Linked DNA regions of Homo sapiens: region 1 is linked to region 2. Evidence: chromatin contacts called from ENCODE Hi-C or POLR2A ChIA-PET data. All regions are on one chromosome and are shown on one strand. Each heading gives the region's core, a stretch centred on a gene start or an enhancer-like site at or near the end of the contact. The rest is flanking DNA. Distances are from core to core; before and after follow the strand shown.

Evidence for each region. Hi-C counts contacts between places; a loop is a spot of excess contacts on that map. ChIA-PET counts read pairs that join two places held with the same protein, here RNA polymerase II (POLR2A). Pooled maps may share reads with other maps.
Region 1: a loop to region 2 is called in a map of PC-3, with 12 times the contacts of the local background. The contact joins the enhancer-like site here to the promoter of MTMR2 in region 2. A Hi-C loop is called at or near these places in 3 of 168 maps with a recorded cell type or tissue (PC-3, PC-9 and aorta) and 6 of 50 pooled maps. POLR2A ChIA-PET finds 5 or more read pairs at or near these places in 7 of 52 experiments (AG04449, BJ, MCF 10A and 4 more).

What each region holds. Positions count from the first base shown.
Region 1 is chr11:96,032,265-96,036,496 of GRCh38, forward strand. The region is part of intron 2 of MAML2 (mastermind like transcriptional coactivator 2); the gene reads right to left. Among named protein-coding and RNA genes, the nearest start is that of MTMR2, 110 kb to the left of the region's middle. Within about 2 kb of position 2,032, at least 2 of the 41 ENCODE cell types and tissues checked have a DNase peak (open chromatin) inside an H3K27ac peak, as active enhancers do; they include PC-3 and PC-9, where a contact is called at or near this core.
Region 2 is chr11:95,922,367-95,926,138 of GRCh38, forward strand. It overlaps MTMR2 (myotubularin related protein 2), which reads right to left and starts at 1,741. Exons shown (of 15, transcript NM_016156.6): 1 at 1,509-1,741. The coding sequence starts at 1,588. RefSeq lists enhancers at 1,719-1,768, 1,829-1,958.

The sequences.
Region 1 (4,232 bases), core at 782-3,281, 110 kb after region 2:
ACTCCTAGGTATTTATTTAAGATAAATAAAAAGTTATGTTTCCACTGGGTGCGGTGGCTCATACTTGTAATCTCAGCACTTTGGGAGGCCGAGGCAGGTGGATCACTTGAGGTCAGAAGTAAAAGACCAGCCTGACCAACATGGTGAAACCCATCTCTACAAAAATACAAAAATTAGCCGGGCGTGATGGCAGGTGCCGGCAATCCCAGCTACTTGGGAGGCTGAGACAGGAGGATTGCTTGAACCCTGGAGGCAGAGGTTGCAGTGAGCCAAGACTATGCCACTGCACTCTAGCCTGGGTGACAGAGCAAGAGTCTGTCTCAAAAAAAAAAAAAAAAAAAAGTTATGTTTCCACAAAAATCAAATTGGAAACAATCAAATGTCTCTTATTTGGTGAATAGATAAACAAACTATCATAGATTCATACAATGTGATGCTACTTCGCACTAAAAAGAATTGAATTACTGATATATTTAAATCACAAGGTTGACTCTCAAGTGCGCTATGCTAAGTGAAAGAAGCCAGTGGCAAAAGGGTATATACTGTCTGATCCCATTTAAACAAAATTCTGTACAACACTACAGGGATACACCAGCAGTTGCCAGGACTGAAGGTGGGGGAAGAGGTTGAATACAAAGAGACACAGAAATTTATAAAGGTGATGAAAATTCTATTAATAGATTGTGGTTATGGTTACATACCTATGCGTTTGTCAAAACTTGGGGCACTTACATACCCAAAAAGTGAAATTTGTAGCATGTAAATTATAGCTTAATTTTTAAAACAGGGAGACTCTCCCTTGAAATGGTCTACAGCTTATTTTACTTCTTAAGACAACAAAACTAATACATGCTATTTAAGCACTTTTTACAAAATGGCATGGAATGTGCTAGTGTAACCTCCTAAGATGACTGCTGTTCACAGTTCCCTCAAATTCCTTTTCCTGGCATTGCTCAACCTTATCTTGTATCCAAGTGGTTTCCAAACCCTTACCTGCCCTGGGGACAATTATTTCTACTTCCACTTTTGCAACATTTATCATGTAGTACCTTATATCAGAGTTCCTTCTCTGTCTTATCTTCTTAGGATTGTAAGTTCCATACAATAAAAATCCATGCTTTACTTGTATCTACCACAGTGCCTGTTAAAATGCCTGGCAGGAATGCCATAAAGAATGTTTAACACATAAATGAATCTATGCTTAGGTAATAGTTTCAAGTCTGTAAGTCCTTCAGAGACTGTGAGCTCCTTGAAGACAGGGATTGTGCATACCTAATCTTGTACTAGACTTGACGCACTGTAAATGCTCAAAAATTTTTGAATAAATGGATTCCAGCAGATTCTGATTAATTTTGTTTTGGATGGTGCATGGCAGAGGAATTGACTCTTGGGGTGAAAGTTGTGGTCTGGTGAGAGAGCACATGGAAGAGGAGAGTGTACCCTGGGTCGCGTCTGGGAAAACCTAGTGACAGAGGGTAAATGTGAAACCTTCCAGGTTGCATTGGCTGGGTTTCATCTCTCATCACGAGATTTTTTTCAGAGAGCTCTTGGAAGGGAGATATTCCATTTGGATCCAGTTGGAATTACTAACAGAGGATGGGCTGCAACACGGCAGGTTTCCAATTGTGTTTCTTAGGCTTGAAACTCTTCCCAGAAGCAAAGATGATGAAGGCTTCATTTGTTAGGCATGAAAATAGAAAACACTTTACAAAGGGTTTTAAGGAAAATCTTTTCTTTCCTATTATTTTTATCCCCCACTCCCTATTGTTGGCCAATCCTCAAATTTTAAACTCTTTGGGGAAAGAACAACGTTCCTTATAGCTCTTGTTACTAAACTAAACTAAGTGGAAGCATTGAATCTACTTTATTGGATACATTTAATGAGGTTTTAGTTGTAATAATTATGGTTAAATAGTTCAACATCTAAAACATTGTAGTACTTTAGGTGGCCTGAGGGGAATGCGTCTCATAAAGATATATAATAACATAATGATCACTCATAAAGTCTGGGTTTTATACTGTTTGTATCTAATGACTAACAACCAATCCAGGAAGCACAGAATATGACCCCCATCTCCCTGTCCTTTCATTGCTTCTAAAACAGCACAGTCAGCCAGCTAGGGCAGTTGGTCAAATACTTTGAAGTGTGTGTGTGTGTGTGTGTGTGTGAGAGAGAGAGAGAGAGAGAGAGAGTGTGTGTGTGTGTGTGTGTCAGAGAGAGATTTCTTCTGTTTAAAAACATTTGTTATTTATGAAACCACATAATTAAAAATAATTCCATCAACTTACTATAAAGCTCCATTTCTAATGCAAAAAAATTTTGTGGAAGTAGCAAAGTAATAAGAAAAGACTTGAAGCTTTTCAAATTCTGCCCAGAATACCAAAATTATTTTTGATACTTTAATCTTTTTTGATACTTTATTGAGCATTCAAAATCATTTAGCATCACGAGAAATCTTAAAAGCATATTCTAAAGGGAAAATACATGGCATCTCTGAGCACTGGACTCAGACTATCCACTATAAATTTGAGGTCATATTTTGTCTAGATGGCATTTTTGGGGGTCAGAGTTATTGGTTTGATCATATAGGGCCAGTTAGCTTTTTCTTGGACTCTAATCATTGTAACCATATGGTTTTCAATATATGCCCTTAGTCACATGGGGAAGCATATGGGAGTGTCCAAGAGGTTTAGTTTAAAAGATTAAAAGGCTTGTCTGCTTTCTGAATTATTTGAACCCGTCCTCATAGGCAAAGGTCCTGGAATTAAGGACAGACTAATATAATTACTGGGTAATATGGGAAAGCTACCTTGAGGAAGTGGAGGTGGAATTTAACTCCCAAAGAAGGAAAAGAATTTGCATAACTACCACAAAGATAAAAGATTAGAATTCTGGAATTGTGTGGTACCCTTTAGAAAGGCAATCAGGGCAAGTGTGAGATAGGTCAAGAGAGGGTAGACATATCAGTGGCAGGAATGTGGAAAAGAAACCACGCTAGACTGGAAGAAAGCTATGCGAAGCCAACCATAAGTAATTCTGATTTTAAAATTTCAAATAGAGTGTCTTTTAAAAAAGTAGTGCGTGTTTTAGGTATGCCCATTATTTTCTCACAGCACCTTCTTTTGGAACAATCTGCTCTGCCTAGATCAATCAAATTCTTGTTTTCTGAGGATGTGGATTCTACGGAAGATAGGAGACTGGGTCTGTCAGGTGTTAGCTCCTGGCACTGGAAAGTCATGTAGAGCAAGAAATAGTATCGTGGTAACCCAAAGTCCTGTGCAGGCTGAAATCACTGGGCAACAGTAACTAAGATCTTTGTAGAGGAAACTTCAGAGAGGAATGAAGCAAGAGATCATGAGATCTCAGAAGGAAGGAAGCACAGAGACAGGGAAGATTACTGCTGTGCTTTCCCATTTTTTGGTATTCTCCCAACATTGGGTTCTCTAAGACTCCACTGTATTCTTCCAGGAAATCTTCATATATTCAAAAGAGACTGAGGAGATTTCTGTTCCATGAAATGCAACAGTGCCTCACACACAGAGAGATGAAAGGAAGACAAACAAATTCAAAATCAAAAGGCCTCCATTCGAGTCCTAGCTCCATGTGACCGTGGGCAAGTTACATAACCTCTCTGATACACGTGCTGGGCATCTGTGAACTAAGGGTTAGGATATAGACTCCTCAGTGAGGCTACAGGGATTAAATGTGAAAATGGTCTGAAACTGTGCCTGTCATACAGTGAAACCCTCAAAAAACAGAATATAACTGAATAAAATAATGCACAAGTATAGCAATTTTAAAAAACTTTACCACAGTATTATGTTCAATTAAAACAGATTTTTGTGGAAAACATAGCTATTCTTTGAGATGCTACACATGTAATTCTATAATAAAGTAGGCACATGACACACAGAAAATCTCTCATCTAATGAGTGGCTTAACCCCACCGGAATGACACATACAAACGGACATAATCAAAAAGCCGGGGGTAAGATATAGGTATAGGGCCCAAGAAAAAAGATGGTATGTCTCAGGTTTTAAGTAGGGGTAGAAGGGCACTTTAAGTTCACTCTAGAGAGTTTTATTTCCTCTAACAACTAGGAGAGGTGGATCTTTCATTCATTTTAAACTCTTTTAGCACTACTCTCTGCAGGAATATGATGGGAAAGAACACATGATCACCATTCCTGACTCAGAGCCCCTGGAACAGGTCTGGTCACCACCACAATCA
Region 2 (3,772 bases), core at 491-2,990:
CTTTCCCATAAAATTCGAATTTTCCAACCTGTTTTCTGAATGAATTACACAACTGAACATGTTAATCCTCAGCTTTCCAAATTTCAAAGCAATAAATACAGAATTCAAAAAATACTTGATTCAAACGTGCAATATATATAATCAAACTGCAAAGAAAAATCCTCCTTTCCTGGATAATTCAGGCTACAAATTCGAAAAAAAAAAAACCATTTAGTGAGCACCTATCACATGCTGAGACTATGTTAAGTGCTGGAGATATGAAGATGATTAAGATTGCCCTCAAGTATAATAGCTTATAACCTGGTAGAAAAGGCACTTTAAGCCAACAATTATAGTGTGCTTATTAAAGACTCTGAAAAACGACTGTGCAGGGAGCTATGAGTGCATATGGCAATGTAGAATGACGGGATCAGACAGTGGTTCCCCAGTGAGGTGCTGAACATCAACAGGAAAAAAGGCAATAACTACCCATATTTAGCAGAATCCAAAATGAATTATAATAGAGCCACTTCAACTGATTGAAGGAGAAAATGAAAATTGTGTGTTTTCACACAGCAGTTATCGAATCACTCTCTAATAACAATTAGACTATTATTCAGTGGAAAAGAACCAGATTTCATCGTGGCTGCATAAAAAGCAAATACAGGTCTTATATTATTTTTTAAAAAATTTTTAAATCATTATTTTAAAATCAAAGAAAAAGACTGCATCCAAAACGCGTCTAGTTAATATTCATAAAAGCTCTCTGCAAAGCTGCATAAAGTCCTCCTCAAAATTCCAGGATAAAATTCCCATCTGTTACAAGAGAAATGACAACGTGGAGAACCAGTAGCCCAAGAAGGAAGAAAACTACCACTCATTTTGTTTTCTTAAACCTATCACTGGGGATAAAAACCACTCAGATTCCTTGATACTGACTTTCAGCTGGAAGATTTAGAAAAGAGAAGCACAGGAGACATTTTTATTTACATATTTAAGCAAAAAGGGAGGCGAGAAGAAAATCAGAGTGTAGAGAAAAGCATGAAAGAAATTAAGAAGGTGAAGCCATGAAAAGAGAGAAAAGGGCTGGGCAAGAACCCAAAAACCAAAGACATAAGAAGGGGTGGAGGAGGAAAGACTGACTTTAGGATGGTTTTGGAAAAAGTGACAGAGAAAGACAGGAAATGTGGGGAAAAGAATGGGGGCGGGGGGAACTGTCTTAAAAAAGGTTTGAGAGGGAATGAAAGACAGGAGAAAGTAATTAACTGGGACCACCTCCATCGGGGAGAAAACGAGATCGGAATATGAAAGGTAGAGGAATCGATAAAGAAGCAGCGAGTTTTAACCTCCTTTTCCTCAGCCTCCACGCCCCAGGGAGGGAGGCAGAAGTGGTTCCCAAGTCCCGGGGAAGGAATTCCGGCGTAGCCTTCAGAAACCAGAATCCGCGAATTGGGGCAACAATCCAGCAGGTCCCCGGCCCCTCTCCATCCCCTTCGGACGCTGGGCGGGGCCCTGGGCGTCCTGGTTACCTGGACAAGGAGTCCACGCTGGGCGGCCGAGCCGCCGCCGGCTGGGAGCCAAGACTCTCGCAGCTCGAGCTCTTCTCCATCGCGCGGCAGGGGCAGCACAGGGAAAGGCTGAAGCAGTCTTCGCGGCTACAGGGCGGGAGAAGCGGAGGGCGGAGTGCTACGGACCGGGGCCGCAGTCAGGCCAGCGCCGGCCCGGGAGGGAGACCGGAAGCGGCCATGTTCCCCCAGAGTGCACCGCGCCTGTAGGCTGCTGGGCAGCGGGAAGACCCCACTGCGCAGCTCAGACGCCGGCATCGACTCTCCGTGCTGGCTGTGTCCGGCCGCGCGACATCTGGTCTTGGGGAAAGGGAGGTGGCGGCTCCCAGGGTGAGGGGGTCTGGTGAAGCGGGAGGGATGAAGGACCAGACCCTTATGGAAGGAGGAGAAATCCTAGGTGTAAGAGGAATGAGGGAACACTAAACATGAGGGTCTCAGGAAGGCGATAAGGACCTGAGGCCAGGAGGATGATTTAGACAGGAATGTGGGGGTCAAGGAAAACAAGAGGACCGGATAATGAGAGAAAAGTGAGAAAGAGGTATGGGAGAGGGATTGGGGAGGATCTGATATACATGCAAAAAGAATTATATACTACTGGATGCGGTGGTGTTGGATTACCCAAGTAGAAGACAAACTTTCACCGATTTTTCCCTGCCCTTTCAAATTCCCGTGCCTAGCAGGAAGGGAGTGTGGAGGAATAGAACTGTGATAAGAGAACAGGAACTGGGTAAAGGGGAAATGCTTCTGCTAGGATTTTTCTGTTAGGATACAGGAAAGCCATAAGGACACCATAAAGGGATTTTTCTGATTGAGATTGAATCCTAATCATCTCATGTATGGGGTGTAAAATTATGCAAAGATTATTCCTGTAAAAAAAAAATCAGACCATCCTTAAAAAACTTCCTTGCTAGGATAAATTGAATTATATTGATTTAAACTAGATTTAATTTATAATGTACAACTGATGTCTTTTAAAAAACCTTATAGTTGCAGTGCAGTATTAACTTGCAAGTACATTCCCAAGAAGAACAACCTAGCTTAGTTATGTTCAGTGTAAGGTAGAATAGTTACTGATGAGTATGTGTTTAAGCACAAAAGGCTTAGCCTTTTTTGAGTTTGGCGAGGACAGACAGCGACCGATTGTTTTTATTTCCATAATTTTTAAGATACCTTAACTGGACTCTGTAGGCAAAGGGAGTAGGTAGTCAAAAACATTTTTTAACAAGCTTAAATATCTATCATGACTCATAGAAGAATTTCCTTATTTCTTCACCATCTCTACCTGCCTTCCAAAATGCTGACTCACTGTCAGCTACTTTGACTTAAATTTCCTTAGTGAAGGCTGATGAACCCTTGAATGGGAGACCTATGTACTTTCTTCCACCCAGTTCATTCGTAGCACTTTGTTAATAGAACCCTCGAAACCTTCTGCCTGATGTAACAATATGTGTATGGTTCTATCTAGTGATTAATAAAGAACAGTGTAGTAAAAGTGTAGAGACTTTGGAACCAGACAGATCTTCATCGGAATCCCGGTTCTGTCTCTACACTTGCTCTGTGCTGTGGTTAAGTTGTTTCACATCTCTAAAATGGGAATAAAATGGGAATAAAAATATCTACGTAATAGGTTGTTTTTCTCTGTGCAGAGTCGGTTGCACAGTACGGTCTCACTAAGTAGATTTATTATTACTTGTTTTTCCACTGAACTTACTGCTTGACTTCTAACCTGACTGGTAAAATGGTAACTTCTCAGAGTGAAAACACAAGCAAAGAATATCAGCTGGAAATTAATTAGTGAACTCTAATTAATTAATGAACTCTAAGAAAATGAAAAAACATGGTTAACTTGGGACCTCACCAAAAGTTATTAATTTTTCAATTTATAATCTGGGCTGTTTTTTCTCAAACTATCTGCAAGAAGGAACAGTGTTTTGTTTTTAATTTTCAAACCATCACCAACCAAAACTTTTTTAAAATATAAGAAAAATTAATCACAGTTGGTTCCATATCCTCAGATTCAACCAACCACAGATTGAAAAATTTGTAAAAATTGTAAAAAACAAAATAATACAAATAGAAGACAATACAGTATAACAACTATTTACATAACATTTACATTGTATTAGATATTATAAGTAATCTAGAGTTGATTTAAAGTATACAGGAGGGTATGCATAGGTTATATGTAGACACTAATGCCATTTTATTTAAGAGACTTGAGCATCTTT